2 separate regions of the Homo sapiens genome follow, and region 1 is linked to region 2. A link is an interaction called in ENCODE POLR2A ChIA-PET data of the cell type or tissue named here. Cell type or tissue: Panc1. All regions are shown on one strand. Links, peaks and the distances in the headings refer to the core of each region. The heading gives the core; the rest is flanking DNA.

The links. Peaks named below come from ENCODE experiments on the same cell type or tissue, not always from the same donor. Only the 100,000 strongest peaks of a DNase experiment are listed, where the experiment ranks them.
Region 1: POLR2A ChIA-PET joins it to region 2 with 18 read pairs; 2 of 35 experiments call an interaction of 5 or more read pairs at or near these places.

What each region holds. Positions count from the first base shown.
Region 1 is chr17:48,495,106-48,504,339 of GRCh38, reverse strand. No RefSeq gene overlaps it. Among named protein-coding and RNA genes, the nearest start is that of HOXB1, 31 kb to the left of the region's middle. In Panc1, for the core only: a CTCF peak has its summit at 3,070; no DNase peak of the experiment used is centred there; H3K27ac peaks cover 3,047 bases.
Region 2 is chr17:48,633,280-48,641,279 of GRCh38, reverse strand. HOXB-AS4 (HOXB cluster antisense RNA 4) reads right to left here. Exons shown (of 2, transcript NR_046611.1): 2 at 6,348-6,729. LINC03057 (long intergenic non-protein coding RNA 3057) reads left to right here. Exons shown (of 2, transcript NR_186590.1): 2 at 4,507-6,476. Among named protein-coding and RNA genes, the nearest start is that of MIR196A1, 4.7 kb to the right of the region's middle. RefSeq lists an enhancer at 1-54. In Panc1, for the core only: CTCF peaks have their summits at 4,368 and 4,626 (motif pointing left); no DNase peak of the experiment used is centred there; H3K27ac peaks cover 536 bases.

The sequences.
Region 1 (9,234 bases), core at 1,235-9,234, 140 kb after region 2:
AACTTTTGGTGGGCAACCTCTTTGCCCTTAATTGGCCCTAACCTGGCCAAGGTGAAAGGACACCAAAAATTTGAGGTGGGAGCTAGGATGCCCCCACCTTAAGTCCTGCATGATTGCAGCCAAGCCCAGCACTGGCTAGGTCTCTCCCTTCTGTAGCAGCAGCCTTCTCAAACTAGTGGGAAGAGCTTTGGGCTGTTATCTGATGCAGTATCAAATATTTAGCTGGAGAACTTTCAGAGTGCTTCAGGGACGCAGGGAACTGTTTAGATATCAGATTCTCTCCTGCCAGGTCAGGCAAACCCCCTGGTGACGAATGGCTGTGTTTCCTCAAGCATCCTTCCCAGCAGTGAGCTATCTTGTGCGCCCTTTAACTCTCTGTCCAGCTGAGAGGCCCCAGGCCTGCAGAAGCTGTTCTTCTAATCCTCATCTCAGGCTCAAGCTGCTGCAGTGGGCGATGGAAGATTGTTTACAGAAGATGAAGGCTCACTGCCTCGCACCTGGTTTCTGTCTGGCCCACACTGATGGGGATGAAGGATACTTCATTTATCTCAGCCTCTCTTCTCAGGCAGCTCCTGCTGTCATGGCAAGCTTGGGCCAGTGTTTCATTCCCTGATAAGCAGCTTTCTAAAGAGCCGGGGAGAGCCACTTACGGGCTTTACATACCTCTCTTGAGCCCCCATCCCAGTTACCAGGGGCAGCAGGGCTGGATGGGGTGAGGGCTGCTGAGGTTTTATATCAAGGGGTCAAGTGAGACTTGCTTTCCAGCTATCTGGTGTGCAGGGTGTTTCGCTCTTTCTCTATTTACAGATTTTGGAAACAGGTAGTCAAATAATTCATCTGTCCTTCTTGCCTTTGGAGAATTAAGAGAGAAGGGGTGTCTGCTTGGCAGAGGGCATCAGAGACAAACCTTGTTTTATGATGGAGGGGGACGGATAGACGAAGAGAAAGGCCCACTGGGACAGAAGTAGCATTCTAGAAGGATGCACTTGGAAGTGGAGAGTGAGGAAGCCCCCTCCCTAAAAGCCTCTAAAGATAAAGTTAATGATAACAACATTTATGGGGTGCTTACCATGCACCCAAGCCCTGTGCTAAGAACTTGATCTCATTTAATCCCAAGAAATAAATACTCTTATTATATCCATTTAACAGATGAGGAAATAGAGGCTTAGAGGGATTAAGTATACAGCTTGTAAGATGACAAGCTGAAATGTAAACGTGGAATAGCCTGGCTCCAGGGCCCCAAACCCTTAACAACTGTGCTCTAGTAGAGAGACATACCATGGGCAGCTGAGTCTGAGGGTACAGAGTTCTGTGGACTCCGGTTTGAGTTTAGAGTTGCTCAGCGGACCGAGTGTCAAACTGTCCCTAGCCCTTTCCTTATGCAGTCTCACAACATCAAATCCTGCTACTTACAGAGGTCCAGGATCCTGACACATCCACTCCTCCCCTTTCTACCCCTTGAGAGGCAAGCAGTTATGAACTTGAGGCAAGGAACAATTGCCCTCTGAGGGAGGCTTCTTCAGTTTCTTCTAAAATTTCCTTGTTGAGTTAGCAACAATAAATGTTTTCCACATGTCCAGCCACGCTGGGCATGGTGGCTCATGCCTGTAATCCCAGCACTTTGGGAGGCCAAGGTGAGAGGATTGCTTGAGCCCAGGAGTTCTAGACCAGCCTGGGCAACATAGTGAGATCTCGTTTCTACAAAATAAACAAACAAAACCCAAACACTTCCAGCCAAGAAACTCAAAAAGTGGCACAGCGACCCCCTTCACAGTCTTACTCTTCCTAGGTCTTTGCCAGTGCAGGCTTTGAGCCCAGCCACCTTCTGGCCAAACTGTTCACTCTCCCTCAGCCACAAGTCTACCCTCCAATGTAGGCATGCACTGTGGCTGGTTTCTCTCCTGGGGGAAAAGAGGGCTGTGGGGGCTTACAGACCAGTGTGAGATCTCTACCTGCTTTTGCTTGATGACATCCTGGGTGCTTGAACCTGGAGTGAGGCAGCAACTCTAAGGGGTCATGGATCAAGCAGATAGCAAAGGGTAAGTGTGAATTGGACCCTCAGAGAAGCTGAATTTGGAGATGGGCTTTGAGGGTTTGGGGCTGACAGCTTTTGGAGTTTTGAAGAGGCAGATTTCCATTAAAAAAACATTTCTCCTTTACTTGGCTAAATCCACTTGCTGTCTCCCACCTTCCTGGGAAAAGTCAATAACCCTTTGGAAATGAATTCCAATAGTAGATATGGTGGTGGTACTCTTCCAATAGAGTAGGAAGTTGATCATCTCTGTTATTGGAGTCTACTCCAAATAGTTGAATGATGCACTGATGCTCTAGGAAGGTGCCACCTCCCTCCTGAGACAGGTGTCTTAAGTTGTTTGGATAAGTCACTGACCTGTCCTGAACTGAAGGAATACTGAGCCTGGCCAGAGAATGGATCTTTCCCCTGTTCACAGGCTGGGCCTTTAAGCCCAGGCAGACACACCTGTTGTGCTGATGATCTTGGAGAACCAGGCAAGAGAGCATGGATGGCACAGTGTGATACATCCTGACCATCTGACTATCCTGCGGAGCGGTCTGGAACATCTTCATTTTTAAAGCTGGTTGTGATCATGAGAACGGCATGAAGAAGGACTGAAGACCTCACTTCAGGGCCCAGGAAGGACTGGTCCAGGACTCAGGAGGTGTGTGTTGTATTCTTGACGCTTTCACTGAGTTGCTGTGGGATATTAAGAAAGTCTTACCATCCCTGGGCCTCCCCTTCTGGAATACAGAAGTTCATCCCATTCCCCATCGTGAGAATGTGACATGGACAAGGACAAATGGCATCACTTAAAATACATGTCACCTACATTCAAGGCAAGGCGGCTTTGATAAAGGTAAGTCCATGTCTCTTCTCTCCACCTCCTCCACTGAGCTCTAGGCTGCTTCTTTCTGGGAGCAGTCAAATCAGTTCAGAGGACCTCACTGTCTGCAGGGCAGAAAGCATTGACAGGAGGGCTTCTAGCTTCTTTCCTACAATTGCAGCTCCTATCTGACCCCTTGAGGACAGATAGTTGGAGACAAGGGGAGATTGAGGTTGGGGGAGAGAGAGGACGCTCTGTTTTACACCCTTCCAACCTGACGCCACCAGGGCTGGGATGGTGACAGGCCCTGGACTCAGCGTTCAGAGCAGCTGACTCCGTGGACAAGAAGCAGATAAACTGCACCAGGTCTCTTAATGAACCCAGCGCCAGCTTCAGATAAACTGTCGCCACTTACTCCTCCCCGCCCTCCTTCAGGAAAGACTCCGCTTTGCATCAGCTATGGGCTTGGAGCAGAAGCTGAGATCTCAGTGCTGGCTGCTCTCCAGGGAAGTTCTGGAGGGAGCAGAGACTTCAGGGAACTCTGATGAGAACCTTGATTCCTCTTAACTCCAGCTGAACCCAAGTCTCCAGGACCAATGACAAGCAGAAAACTCACAACTGTCTGAAAAACACAGGTAAAAACCACTAGGGCATGTTAACTTAAAAAAAAACTATGTGTTTTATTTACTTTCTTGCTTTTTACTACTTTTCTTCACTTCATATTGCCTTTGACTCACACATTCTTTCCATCCACACGAGCGGTATGTACATTACAAGCAGGCAAATTCTACTTAGCAAAGTGGAGAGCCCCATCCCAGATCAGCAGGACAATGGCAAAGATAAGACCAAAATCTGAGAATCCTGCCTCCCATCCAGGGATGTTGCATTATAGTATTTCCCCCTCCCGTTTATCTCAATAATTGCCTTAATTATATGTTTTGTCTTGGCCCTTGGAGGCCTGGCCATGCAGGCTCTAAGGAATGGATCATCTCTTTGCAGGCGACTGGGACAAACAGATTTAAGCTCATTTCTTCTAGGTTGTACATTGTTAGGATAATCCCATGAGTTCATAAGAGTTATACAAATGTTAACTAATTAATATTCCTATGGGTGTGAGTAAGTCGTCATTTGTATTCGGGAAGTGAAGAAACCTGTTCTGAAGGCATTTGGGAAAGAGGAAGATGTTTCAGTGCCCAGAAGCAGGTTGAAGTGACCTCAAAATTGTCTTCAAACACTTGGAGAAGGCCCAGGGCAGGGGAGGATTTGCAGTCTCCACCCTCAAGCATATCTGTTCTAACAGTTTTAAGATTCCAAGGGAATGTGGCAGGAGACAGTTACAGTGGGATGGATATGATCTGGCAGGATCAAAGCCTGTCTGATCTTTATCTCAATGTTTTACATCCAGGGTAAATGTTTTTAACTGAAAGAGATAGGAAAAATTTTTGACCTAGCTGCTGTGTTTGGATAGATTGGTATTATTCTCTAATGGTTTCACCTAAATAAGCAAATACCATGACATAAATTTCTTCTGTTGACCACACTGGCTGTTTAACACAGCTCTAGTGACTTCATGGGGCTGAATGAGTTTTCGATGTTTACTTAGCTGGTGGGCCTAATCAGTGTCATCATCTTTTTCATATGACCAGTGAACAGTCCATAGCTTGCTACTCAAAGCGTGATCCACAGGCCATCCTTAGCAGCATCTCCTGGGAGCTTGTTAGGCCTGCACGCTGGGCTTGGTGGCTCATGCCTGTAATCCCATCACTTTGGGAGGCTGAGCGGGGAGGATCACTTGAGCCCAGGAATTCAAGACCAGCCTTGGCAACATAGCAAGACCTCATCTCTACAAATAATAATTTAAAAATATTAGCTGGATGTGGTGGCACAGGCCTGTAGTCCTAGCTACTCTGGAGGTTGAGGCAGGAAGATTGCTTGAGCCTAGGATGTCGAGACTGCGATGAACTGTGATCGCACCACTACACTCCAGCCTGGGCAACATAATGAGACTTCATCTCAAAAAAACAAACAAACAAAAAAGAAGTGCAGAATCTCAGATCCACCCAGACTTACTGACTCACAGTCTGCAATTTAACAACATCCCCTGATGATTCATATGTACATTAAATTTGGGAATCACTGGTCCATATTACATTATCTCACTTGATTCTTCTACCTATGAGGTAGACAGGGCACTTTTTTTTTTTTTTTTAGGTGGAGTCTTGTTCTGTTGCCCAGGCTGGAGTGCAGTGGCATGATCTTGGCTCACTGCAACCTCTACCCACCCAGGTTCAAGCAATTCTCCTGCCTCAGCCTCCCAAGTAGCTGAGATTACAGGTGCCTGCCACCATGCCTGGCTAATTTTTGTATTCTTAGTGGAGACAGGGTTTTACCATGTTGGCCAGGCTGTTCTCACACTCCTGACCTCAAGTGATCCGGACAGGGCAAGTATTTTTATTTCGAATTCATATAATTGGAAACCAAGGCTCGGAGGTCAGGCGACTTGCCCATGCTCACACAACTAAACGGAGAGGTTGGAATCTGAGCCTAGCTCTTTTGACTCCAGATGCCAAGCTCTGCCTACTATGCCATTATTCAGAAGTGGAGACAAAGTAGCTGACTTGATGCAAATGTGTTATCCTGAGACATGACCTCTTTGTGCTGCTGATTGTGTTTCTCACCTGAAGTAGTGTTAAGAAGCTTTCTGAAAGAGGATAAGCTATAATGATGAATTCAGTTCTCCCTTCAGTCCTTTTTTTTCCCCCAGCCACCTAACAGCATCTCTAACCCTGGCCAAATACTACACAAGCACGGGCTGTTAGCAATAATTGCCAGCACCTGTCACAGTGCCTGGCATTTAGTAGGCACTCAACACATGTTTGTTGAGCCAAATAGAATTACCTAGCATTAGCAAAAGCTCTCAGTCTGATTACCAAGGCACACTGGTAAAGAAGCGTTCTGGGTCTTCGTGACTTCTCTCTCTAGTCCTGCAGAAACATTGAAATTACAGGTCCTCCAGACAAGAATTAGTGACACCATCTTTTTAACTCGAAGGACAGATTTTCAAAACAAATTCTATTGTCTCTGTCTCTCTGTGTCCTGAGCAGGGCTCAAGCCAACAGCTGCAAAAGCCTGAAGTTGATGAGTGTGGAATTTACATGCTTACACTGGAAAACAGGCTCTGCTGCATTTTCTTTGACTGGAAGCAGGAAGTGTGGGAAAAGTCAAGCGCATTGACTGAATCCAGTTTGGAGCCAGGGGTCAGCAGAAGGAGATTGTTGGGTGGCAGTAACTGTGGACTGCCTGTTAACATCCGCTAATGTTTGGGGTTCTCTCTGAGATTTTTGATGGGAAAAACCTGAAGTTAACCAGGCAGGGGATCTCAGTGCATCAAACGGACACAGGGCTGAATGGGAAATGCCTAGTTTTCTTTGCTCCCTTCCCCAAGAGGGCAGAAATGAAGGAAAGTTCTGAGGAGAGTTGAATTATTATGCTGCAAGAAGTTTTCTGAAGATCTGCGTTATGAAGATGGATCCCATTAGTAAATTTGACAGCTATTCCACTCCTCCTTGCATTTTAGCATCTCAAGCCAAAATATAAATGAAAGGAATACACTATATCTCAAAGGAAGCTATCAATCCTTACCCTCCCTGAGTGGGCACAATTTGGGGGTTCTTCTACTTAGGTTGGGCTGGTTTTGCTGCTTTACCCACATACTCTCATCCAACACTCTTTGTGTCTGGTGAAGTCTGTGAGCCATCAGACAGAGAAGTCTATAATTTTATCTTCCTTTGTGCGCATCAGACCCTACGCTGCAGAGTGAGGGAAGCCTATGTGCAACAAGACACAATGTGGCCTTTGATCATATGAAGATTGGAGAGGCTTGGTTCATCCTTGCCCAGCTTCTTTGGAAATCAGCACAATGACATTTTCCCTTCTATATAGTGATCTGGGTAGGCAGGGATAATACAATATAATATAGTATAGTATAATATAGTATAATATAAATGACTTTTTTCCTTCTATATAATGATCTGGGCAGGCAGGGATTCAAGTCTTCTGATATGGGTGGGAGAAAGCCCTCCCTTTGTCCTTACCCTGCTCAACTTGTTTTGGCCAGGAAATCTAGCCTTGGGATTTTCTAAGAGTTAGATCAGAAAGGAAGAGAGTACTAGGCTGGGAGTAGTGGCTTACGTCTGAGACATACTAGGCAGGAAGTGGTGGCTTATGCCTGTAATCCAAGCACTTTGGGAAGCTGAGACGGGAGGATCACTTGAGCCCAGGAGTTTGAGACCAACCTGGGTAGCATAGTGAAACCCTGACTCATTTATTTAACTTAAAAAAAAATTAAAATAAGAGAGTACCAGCTTCAGGGTATATCTATTAGATATGTCAGTTTCCAGGGGTTGTTTGCAGGGATGTATAACCCCATTCCTATTCCCTTTAATTTAGCTGGTTTTTCGTCTCATAGCATTGCTGGGGGCAGGTAGGTTTCTTTCCCTTCCTACTATTCCACCCACTCAGATCTTCTACTCCAAGCTATTTGTAAGCTCATTCATTCATCCAACACATATGGGACACCAATAGCGTGCAGAGCACCACATAGGCATGGGAGAGAACTGACCACTTCTTCCTTGGCACCCCAGTGTTCCCTATGCAGACTTCTGTCACAAACCTAACAGCATTTTATTGCATTTATTTGATATGTCTTCAGATATCTCCCTTTAAAAGACAATACACAGCTGAGGGAAGGAATTGTACTAGTATTTTTTTTTTTTTTTTGAGACGGCGTCTGGCTCTGTCACCCAGGCTGGAGTGCAATGGCGTGATGTCAGCTCACTGCAATCTCCACCCCCCGGGTTCGAGCGGTTCTCCTGCCTCGGCCTCCTAAGTAGCTGGGACTACAGGCGCCCGCCAGCATGCCCAGCTAACTTTTTTTAAAAATATTTTTAATAGAGACGGGGTTTCACCATGTTGGCCTGGATGGTCTCGATCTCCTAACCTCGTGATCTGCCCGCCTCGGCCTCCCAAAGTGCTGGGATTACAGGCATGAGCCACCGTGCCCGGCCTAGTATTTGTTTTTATCCTAAGTGTCTAGCCAGGGTCTGGTATATGGGAAATATTCAGTATATGTTGACTAAATGGAATGAACACAGAAGGTTGAGAGGACAAGGACGAATTAATCAGAGAGATCCATGTTTTGGAAAGAAAATAGATCTAAGTTTTTCTTCTGAGTATCTTGGGCTTAGGGAAACTTTCAAAATAATCCTGGGTTTGGAAATTTGACCTCTTCAACCTTGACATTGCTACAGCCTCAGTGTGGTTGCTGGGCTGTTAATAGTGTCACAAAGATATTTGACAGGACTGAGGACAGCTGATATGTCATCATTTTGAGCACCACATAGGGCATTTATCAGTGATAGAATATTGCTTAGAAACTGCTGCAGCAATGCATTTTGTTAGTTGATTTGTAAAATTATTAATATACCTAACTGTTCATATTTTTCTGTGCATTTAAAAGACACTTTATTAAGGTATAATTGACACACAAAAAGCTGAACATATTTAATGTGTACAACTTGATTAGTTGTATATTTGTGAAGCCTTCACCACAGTCAATGCCATAAACATATCCACACCTCCAAAAGTTTGTGTGCATTCTTGAACAGAGCCATCAAATGTTAAAAGTGAAAATACTATAGAAGGGAGTTTGCCCCTTTCTTTTTACAAATGAGGAATGGGAGCCCAGAGACTGAGCAAGGGTGTATTACCAGCTAATGGAAGAGCTGGGATTAGAATCAAGGCCTCCCAATTCACAATAAAGGCTTAGAAACCAGGGAGAAGATGGCAGTGGCTGTGTAAGAGTTACTTCTCTCTTATTCAGGGGACTTGAGCATTTTTTCCTAGTTCCTATACACAGAGGCATTCCTTTCTCTTTCTCTCTCTCTTTTTCCTTCCTTCCTTCCTTCATTTATTTCTATTCCTAACATTTAGAGTATGGGATACTTATGGTGTAGCAGGAAAGAGTTTATACACATTCTCTCATTTAATCTTTTTATTTTGAGATGGAGTTTCGCTCTTATCACCCAGGCTGGAGCACAATGGCACCATCTCGGCTCACTGCAACCTCCACCTCCTGGGTTCATGCCATTCTCCTGCCTCAGCCTCCTGAGTAGCTGGGATCACAGGCATCTGCCACCATGCCCAGCTAATTTTTGTATTTTTAGTAGAGACAGGGTTTCACCAAGTTGGCCAGGCTGGTCTCGAACTCCTAACCTCAGATGATCCACCTGCCTCAGCCTCCCAAAGTGCTGGTATTACAAGCATGAGCCACCATGCCTAGCCCTCTCATTTAATCTTCACTACAACCCTATGAAGTAAACATAATAATAACAAC
Region 2 (8,000 bases), core at 1-8,000:
AAAGCTCCATATTAATTTAATTAGAGACACAGAGACCTTGCATACTCCTTGTCTGCACAGGCAAATATGGAGGAGGTAGTGATTGGGTGTTGTGGCCTGACTGGTCTCAGTCTAAGAGTCCCCAGCACCTGTGACCTGGTTCCTGGTGTTCCAAGAAGTCCAGGTGACAGTATCTGTTCAACCTTGTGGAACAATAAATTGTTTGTCCTTTTAATTTGTCTTGTCAGATCCCCAAGTATATTACAATGCCTCCCTCTGCATTACATTTTTGGTTGGTTGTGTAAGAATGGTGGATGAGAGGTTCTTAACATTTTGGGGCCACTCCCTGATATGATAATTTAAATTTTGATGAACAATATTGATTCCCCTCTACCCAGAAAAAAAATGTGCGTATGTAGTACTCACCAAATCCCACAATTTCAGAGAGTTTCAGACTCCTCAGACACCAAGTTAACAACTACAATTTGGATAGATCAAAGGAGCTGGTGTCTGGGAAATGCCGAGGCCAAATATAGTCAGTTTACGTAGGTCTTCACCCTTTCTCTTGGCTGACATCTCCATTTTGCCAGGCCAGCCTTCACCTGTAAAAACACTCCGGTGGCAGTGTCCTCTCCCCACCATTACCTGTAGGGTCTGGGCTCCCAGTGGGAGTCAGTCTTTCCTTCCCAGCAGCTGGGAGCCTGAGAACGTGGGAAGAGCTTTGCTGGGGAAAGCTGATCTTAGACTGGCCAGCAGTTGGACCAGCAATGGAAGGAAATCAGGCTTAAGCAGCTTCCCAGGGACTAAAAACCATACCAGAACTCCTGGAAGGGAAGACTATCTGGAAACAGCCTCCTAACTAAAGCTGCCTATAAGTCAAGCAAATGGGGACTGGGCAATAGAATGTTCCTTTGTGTCCCTTATTGACTCACTTATTCCATTTCCTCAGGGACCCAGCTCTACTTGGGGCTGATTTAGCCAAGGTTAGAGGCTGGGGAATACCAAATGCTGAACTTAAAGGGGAAGGATTTGCTCCCTAATATTTTAGTAATCTTGTTTGTAAGAGATAAACAGCATGTGACCCCTGACTATCCTGGGGGACCTCCTAATTACGCCCAGCCTCTTGTGTTGTGGCCTGTTTAGACACAGAGTGTAAAGAAGGACTTAGCTCTTCTTTCCCGGCCTATTAAGTTTCCTGGCCATCTCCCCACATGTGTGAATTGACCAAGCTAGATCTCCCAGGAGAAAAATCAGGCTTCTTTGGGGTCTGGGAAGTAAAAAGAAACTTCCTTTTTCAAGGACTATGTTAAGACAAATTAGGAGAACTGGAAATTATCTGGCTAATTGTACCCTCCCCCTCCATACATACTTACACTCCAAACCCAAGCCCTCCTGGCTGCTCCTCAATTGTCTATACATTTCAAACAAATGTGACTTGGCACAGGAAAGACTCCAACTCATTTCTAGTTGCCCCTCTCTGTGCTGCACAACCACCACCCACCTGCCCAGCAGTTCGAGGCTGTGACAAGAAGCCAATGGTTGGCTAATAGTATTCAGACCCCTGCCTGAAAATACAAAGAAAAAAATAAACAATTCTCTTCTTGGGACAGCTTAAACTGGATAATCTTGGCTGTGAAAACCTGACCTAAATGCTTTTAATCAGAGCAGAAGAAATATATGCTCATTTGCTCCCTACTTTACTAATTAAAGAAAGCTAATTGGTGTTCTCAGAAACTTCCAACTGAGGGTCAGGAGCCTCTAGCCATCTCTTTGCCTGCCCCACCCCTCCCTGCACTGGGCCATCTGCACCATGGAGTTGGCCTTTTTCTGATAGACAATTAGAAGGGGGTGCTCCCGACCTTCTGGCTCCGCCCCTGCACTAGGACTTGGCCCTGAAAAGGCAGTGCTGCTATTGGCCAGAAGTTCTTGCCCAGCAGGCTTGTCTTCCTTCTTGTGTCCTGGACTTGTTTCTAGGAGCCAAGACCTCTTGCTGGCTGCCACATCGGCACTGCCAACCGGTGGGGTGCAGCCCTGCTGAAGCCCCAGAGCTCAGCCCAGTGCTGGGCACATAGTAGGCGCTCAGGAAATGATTGCTGAATGTGGAATGAAAGTCCCCAGCAGGCAAAAGGCTGTGACTTCTGTTAGTGGGGTGGTGGTCCTCTGGGGCGAGTGTATGGAGAACTTCAAGGCCTCCTCCTGGCTGCCCAGGAAGTAGGTAAGACCTGATTTTTGTCAAGCGTTTCTTAGATGTTTTGTTTAATTCCAGCTTCGTGGCCCCCTATTTCTTGTCTACCCATTTTCTAAGGCAGGACCGTGCTCACCACAGCAAAGGGAAATAACTCCTTGAAAAGCCAAAGGAATACAAGCCACCACTTCTCAGACCTTTCCCCTATGAGATCCAGATACTACAGGCTAAAGGGAGTTTGAACCTGAAATGAGCCAGATAATTGCCCCAATTCTCTGTACCTTATTGAAGAGGTAGTTACAGGCCAAGGGGTCCAAGGGGCCTCACTTTTATAGACATTGCTCTAAGTCAAAAGAATACATTATACATATACAGCTGAGACACACACCCTCCGTCCTAGGCTGGCTCTCTGTGAACAAAGCAGGTTTCCTCCTTGCCACTCACCCCCACCCCCCATACCACTTTCCCCCTCCTCTTTTCTCTTCGTCCTCCTCCTTATTATTAATAGTTACTATTTACTAAATGCTGCCTGTGCACCTGGTATTGTGCTAAATGCTAGACACATAGTACATCATAGTACATTAATTAATCCTTACATCAACTTTAAGAGTTAAGACACCAGATTTTACAGATGCAGATACTAAGAGTTACTTTTCAAGCATGAAGCACGTGTGTGTGTGTGTGTATGTGTGTATGTGAGAGAGAGAGAGAGAGATACAGGCAGATCTGAGTGCTCAAGTGTTATAAAGATAGAAATAAAGAAAATTGAGAATGCGGAGATCTTAAAGTTTTGAAATATAGATGCTTTAAAAGGATGCAGATAATTCCTCCTGCCCTAAAGTGAACAAAGAAGTGAGGCAATTAACTGGCTAATTCCAAGACCCAAATGCTTTCCCTTGAAATGGGCAGATAATGAGGCTGACAGTATGTTCGCAGTTGAATTCGCCTGATGTTGCTCCATTTTTTTCCCTAACTTTAGCGAATCCGTTGGGCAATCACAGTGAGATGCACAGACGTCACCCCAGACGTGCACATATTCACACACACACTCACACACAGGAATGCTGACACATACAGACCCGACTTTATTCTGCCTCTACAGTCTTTTATGACTCAGCCTCCAGAATGAAAATAGGGGTTGGAGCGAAATAATGTGTCCGAGGGTGCAGCTGCTCCAGATGTGCGCTGGGTAATTAGGCATCCTCAAGAGCTCCTGCCCGGCTGGGAAATGCACCTCTTGTGGGACTGTAGACCCCAGCAGGCGCCCCATCATAGTCTGCCCCATAGTAGGTGCCTGTCCTTTGCTGCCTGGTCCCAGCAGCCCGTCCCTCCTCTTGTTGCCTTCCTCCTCCGCAGGTGATTCTCTGGCTCCTCTGTTTTAGGAATAACTTTGCAGAAATGTCTCTCAGAGGGCTCTGCAGTATAAAATGGCATCTCTGCCACAGGGGAAGGGGAAGAGGGACCCTGGTTTCTCCTATCCTGCTCTTCCTAGGCCCTGGACGTTTCTGAGGGGCTCATTCCAGAACAAGACCTCTCTTTCCTTGCTCCACAAGAATTTAACAAAGAGGCCCTATTTGGGCCAAGAAGGAGAGTGGCCTGACTGGCCCTAACCCCCCTCGTTTGGGGGCTGTGGAGCAGTCCTGCTGCTGGCAGCTTCTCTTAGTTGTTGAGTCTCTTTCACAAAGCATTCACACTTCACAACTTCCCTTTCCAGTAGGTCTTCATCTGGGCACCTCGGGGCCTAAGGCACTTGGCCAGGGTCATGCAGCTAGGGACGTCATAAGTGAGGAGTTGGCATTTCTTGGAAGAGGGGGCTGGATTTGCCCTGGCTTTGAATCCTGTACTGGCTGTCCCTATATCCGCCTCTAGTTTTCTTATGGGCCTCCCCAAATTTGAAACCCAAGAAACGCCAAACTTCCAACATAGAAAACACCAAAAAGCTGCCTTTCTGGAGATGAATTTTGCTTACAAGAAAGACACGTTTGGAGGGGGTGAATGGTCGTGGTAATTTGGGGTAAAGAACATTCCACTTGGAATAGAGGGCTCCTCCTCCAGCCCTGCTTCACCACTTTTAATAGCTGCTCCGATCTTGGGCTAATCACTTAATTCCTTCGGACCTCAGTGTCTTCTTTTGCAAGCTGGGGGAGGGGTTTAAAGATGCTGGCGCTGCCCTCTAGCCGGCTGCTGGGGACATCAAAGGAGATTCGGGCTGTGGAAGGCTCCCTAGCGTCGGAGATGGAGTTAGGAGGTAAGGGCCAGGGGGTGGGAGCGGATGGGGCCTTGATTAGCTGTGGATTTCTGTCCCAGCGCACTCATTTAACCGTGTTTCTCTTGGTTGGCAGAGGGCGCCAAAGGCGACGTGCCGGCCGCCAGCTCCAGGCCGAGCCCCGAGCGCCTGCAGGAACACGCCCCTTCACCCGGCGCGGGACGCAGAGCTGCGAGAGAATCTTGTTCAGCGCGGACTCAACGCCAGGGCGCCGCCTAGAGGTTGGTCTCTGTCTCGGCCTCACCCGCCGGGAGACCACAGAGCTGCTTCCCCAGCCGCCCGCCGCCAGAAATTGGAAAAAAAAAAAAAAAAAAAAAAAAAATCCAGCTGGGGTCTAGGAACTCGGCTTCTGGCACCTCTGAATTCTCCGAGACTGTCTCCTCCCTCCCCGCCTGTAATGAACCCTGTGAAGGGAGACAGGCCAGGAAGTCCCAGAAATATTTATTCTTGTGACTCTCACAAAATGGAAAAGGGTCTCAATTTTTGTTTCTTTAAGGAACTTGTGTTCTGCGTCTGTGTCTACACTGCCTCCTCTCACCAACCAAATTGTCTAGCCCCCCTCCAGTTACGCTAGAACTCTGCTTTATCTTCAAGGAAGAAAGGGAGTGGGGAGAAGTTACCTCTAAACCCTCCAGCATGGCCATCAATTTTCTGAATAATTTGGAGGTCAACATGCTTTTGGAAAAGTGTTTGGAAAACGTTTGGGGGTGAAAAGAAATGTTGCCTAACTGGCCTTTACTCACGGAGTGACCATCATCTCAGCTAGTTAGTGTATGAGCGGCACCAGCACCCCGGCCATGGGTGTCTGTGCTGAGCCTCTGAAAGTTGACTTATCCTTTGGGGAGCCCTCGGAAAGACACAGCTGGTATCTATGGGAATGGCTTTGGGGTGTCCTTTGGCACCATACAGATAATTTTGTTTTTTTAATTGGAATCCATGGCCTGGGTTCTTGGGATGGGGGTAGGGGGAAGCCACAAAGCCCCTGGAAATGTATGCAAAACATATGGGTGTGCAGGTGCATCATCCTAAGGCTATGGCCTCTTCAGTTTTTCCAAAGAGTCTAAGACTATAAAAGGTTTCCATCTCCTTTTCTCAGCCAGGGAGCCACAGAGACCCAGGCCAGCAGTAGGCTGGGAGCCAGCACACCGGCCCCCACCAGGTGCCCGGTAGGGGATGGGTAATAACACTCTTGAATGGTCTGGAAACTGCTGGCCCCTCAGTCCTGCCGTCCTCCCAGAGGGAAATCCTAATAGAAGAAGTGACAGCCAGTAGCTGCCATCTCAGTATTTTGAATGAAAATATAACATGATAAAGAGCAAATGAGGGAGGCTGGAGGGGCCTCCCCATGCAAATACTGGAATATGAATGTTGGCCAGAAATAAGATACTTCCTGCCCTCCAGCTGTTAAAGAGCTCCCCAATTCCTCCCTTTTGGTGCTAGGAAGGGGCCAGAGGGCACTGCCCCCAGACCACCACCCACCTCTGGAGAGCTGGGGCCGAGTGGGACTGCCTGCAGCAGAGTTAACCCTTCAGAAAATTCAAAACCTATACTGCCTAGTATTTTCCCTGCCCGTTTATTTTTTAATCAGATTTTTAAAATATCCAGCAGCACTTTGGTGCCTTTTCTTGGGGTTGGGGAGTGGGGTTATCTATGTGTGTATCTATGGGAAGGTGGGTGCCTTCAGTGCACTAAACCCCCTCTTGGGCCTGCAGCTGGACCTCACTCCTGTACCTGAACACTCTGCCTGAGCCTGAGCTAATCTTAGCCATCCATTGTGTCTCAAAACTGTTTTGGAGGTGAATAACTGTGAGGCAGGATGGAGAACCTTTTGCTCTCCCATCCAGAAGGGCACCTAACCAGGCCCCTGGAGCAGACAAAAGGAGCAGGAAGTCAATCACTTCGATCCCAGTTCTCTGAAGCCCAAGAAGAAAACGGATTTTCCTTCGTTTTGGTTCGGAGGCCTAGTAGAGAATTTGGATTCCACCAAGTTCTCTTTTTTCAAAAAAAGTAAACGGTCCAGAGCAGACAAAAACTGTGGAAACTTGAGGCCTGGGTAGTAGTGGTTTTGTTTGATTTTGAGGCTTTAAAGAGATAAGGAGACGGTGGTGGAGCTCCGCCACGCCGCGTGGCTCTCACTTCCACGCCGAGGAAGACCGACCGGCCCCTAGGTTTATCCTCTGGGAGCCCCCGGCCCAATCAGCCCCCTTCAGGCCTTGGGAGTCACCCCGAGTCTTATCTTCTGTCCCCTTCCAGCAAGTACCCGGCAATAAACGGGCAGGGCTGGGCAAAGGTCTGGCCGCTAGAAACGGAAAAGGAAAGAGAAAAGTAAAGTTAAACAAAAAACAAAAACAAAAAACCCTTGGGTCGGGCGCGGTGGCTTACGCCTGTAATCCCAGCACTTTGGGAGGCCGAGGAGGGTGGATCACGAGGTCAGGAGTTCAAGATCAGCTTGGCCAATATTGTGAAACCCCGTCTCTACTAAAAATACAAAAATTAGCCGGGCGTGGTGGCGGGCGCCTGTAGTTCCAGCTACTCGGGAGGCTGAGGCAGGAGAATCGCTTGAACCGGGAGGCGGAGGTTGCAGTGAGCCGAGATCGCGCCACTGCACTCCAGCCTGGGTGACACAGCAGGACTCTGTCAAAAAAAAAGAAAAAAGAAAAAACCCGCTTTCAGCGGAAAGATGCAAAAAATGGAGGCCACCGGGCGTGGTTGGGAGAGCCTGGGCTTTCGCAAGGAAGCGCCAGGGAGCCCAGTTCTGCTCTAGCGAGAAGCAGGGAGCCTCATCCCAAGCCCGGCGGGCCGAGCCGATCATAGGGTCTGCGCGGGGCTCTGTGGATTTTCCGTGTAGGCGGCGGCTTCCAGTCTCTGCCGGGCGCGGGCTGGGTCAGCGCCGACTCCTCCGAGAGAAGAGCGCGCCTGGCGGCCGGTTCGGCGGAGGCCAAGTCCCGGGGGCTGGGGCTGCTTCTCTCCACGCGGACAAAGTGTGCGGGCAAAGAAAGGGGCCGAGGCGGGTGCTTCTGCCGCTCGTAAATTTGTTTCCCCTTCCTTTTAATCCGCCCCCGGACGTCTTTCTTTTCAGGACAGGAGGGGATGTAAACCGTTTGAAGTTCATCAACACGGTGAAGTTTTATTGTATTTCCGGTCCCCAAGATTTATACCCGGGAGGGGGAGCGGGCGGCCAGGTGGACTCCCTCGCTACCTCGGACTTCCCTGCCGGACACGTGGCCACTCGGACCCTCGCTTCTGGGCGAGGGCGGGAGGGAGCCTGGACTGGGCCGCGGCCGCTGGCTCCGCACCTTCCGACGGCCGCGCACTGCCGGCACCGCCGCCGCCCAGGTAAGTCCGCCGCCGCCCTCGGCCTGCACAGCTGCGTTTTTGCGATGGGTGCGGGTGTGAGCGTGAGCACCTGTGAGCAGGCGGGTGTCTGGAGAGGCAGAGGTGAGGAGCGGGCACGTTAGGGGGCCAAGGACCCAGACCGAAGGTCAGGAAGGAGGAAGCAAATTTGTTCTCTGTGTCCCAATCCCAGTCCTTAGCCTCTCAGTCCTTATTCTGCGAAGATTCGGAATGAAT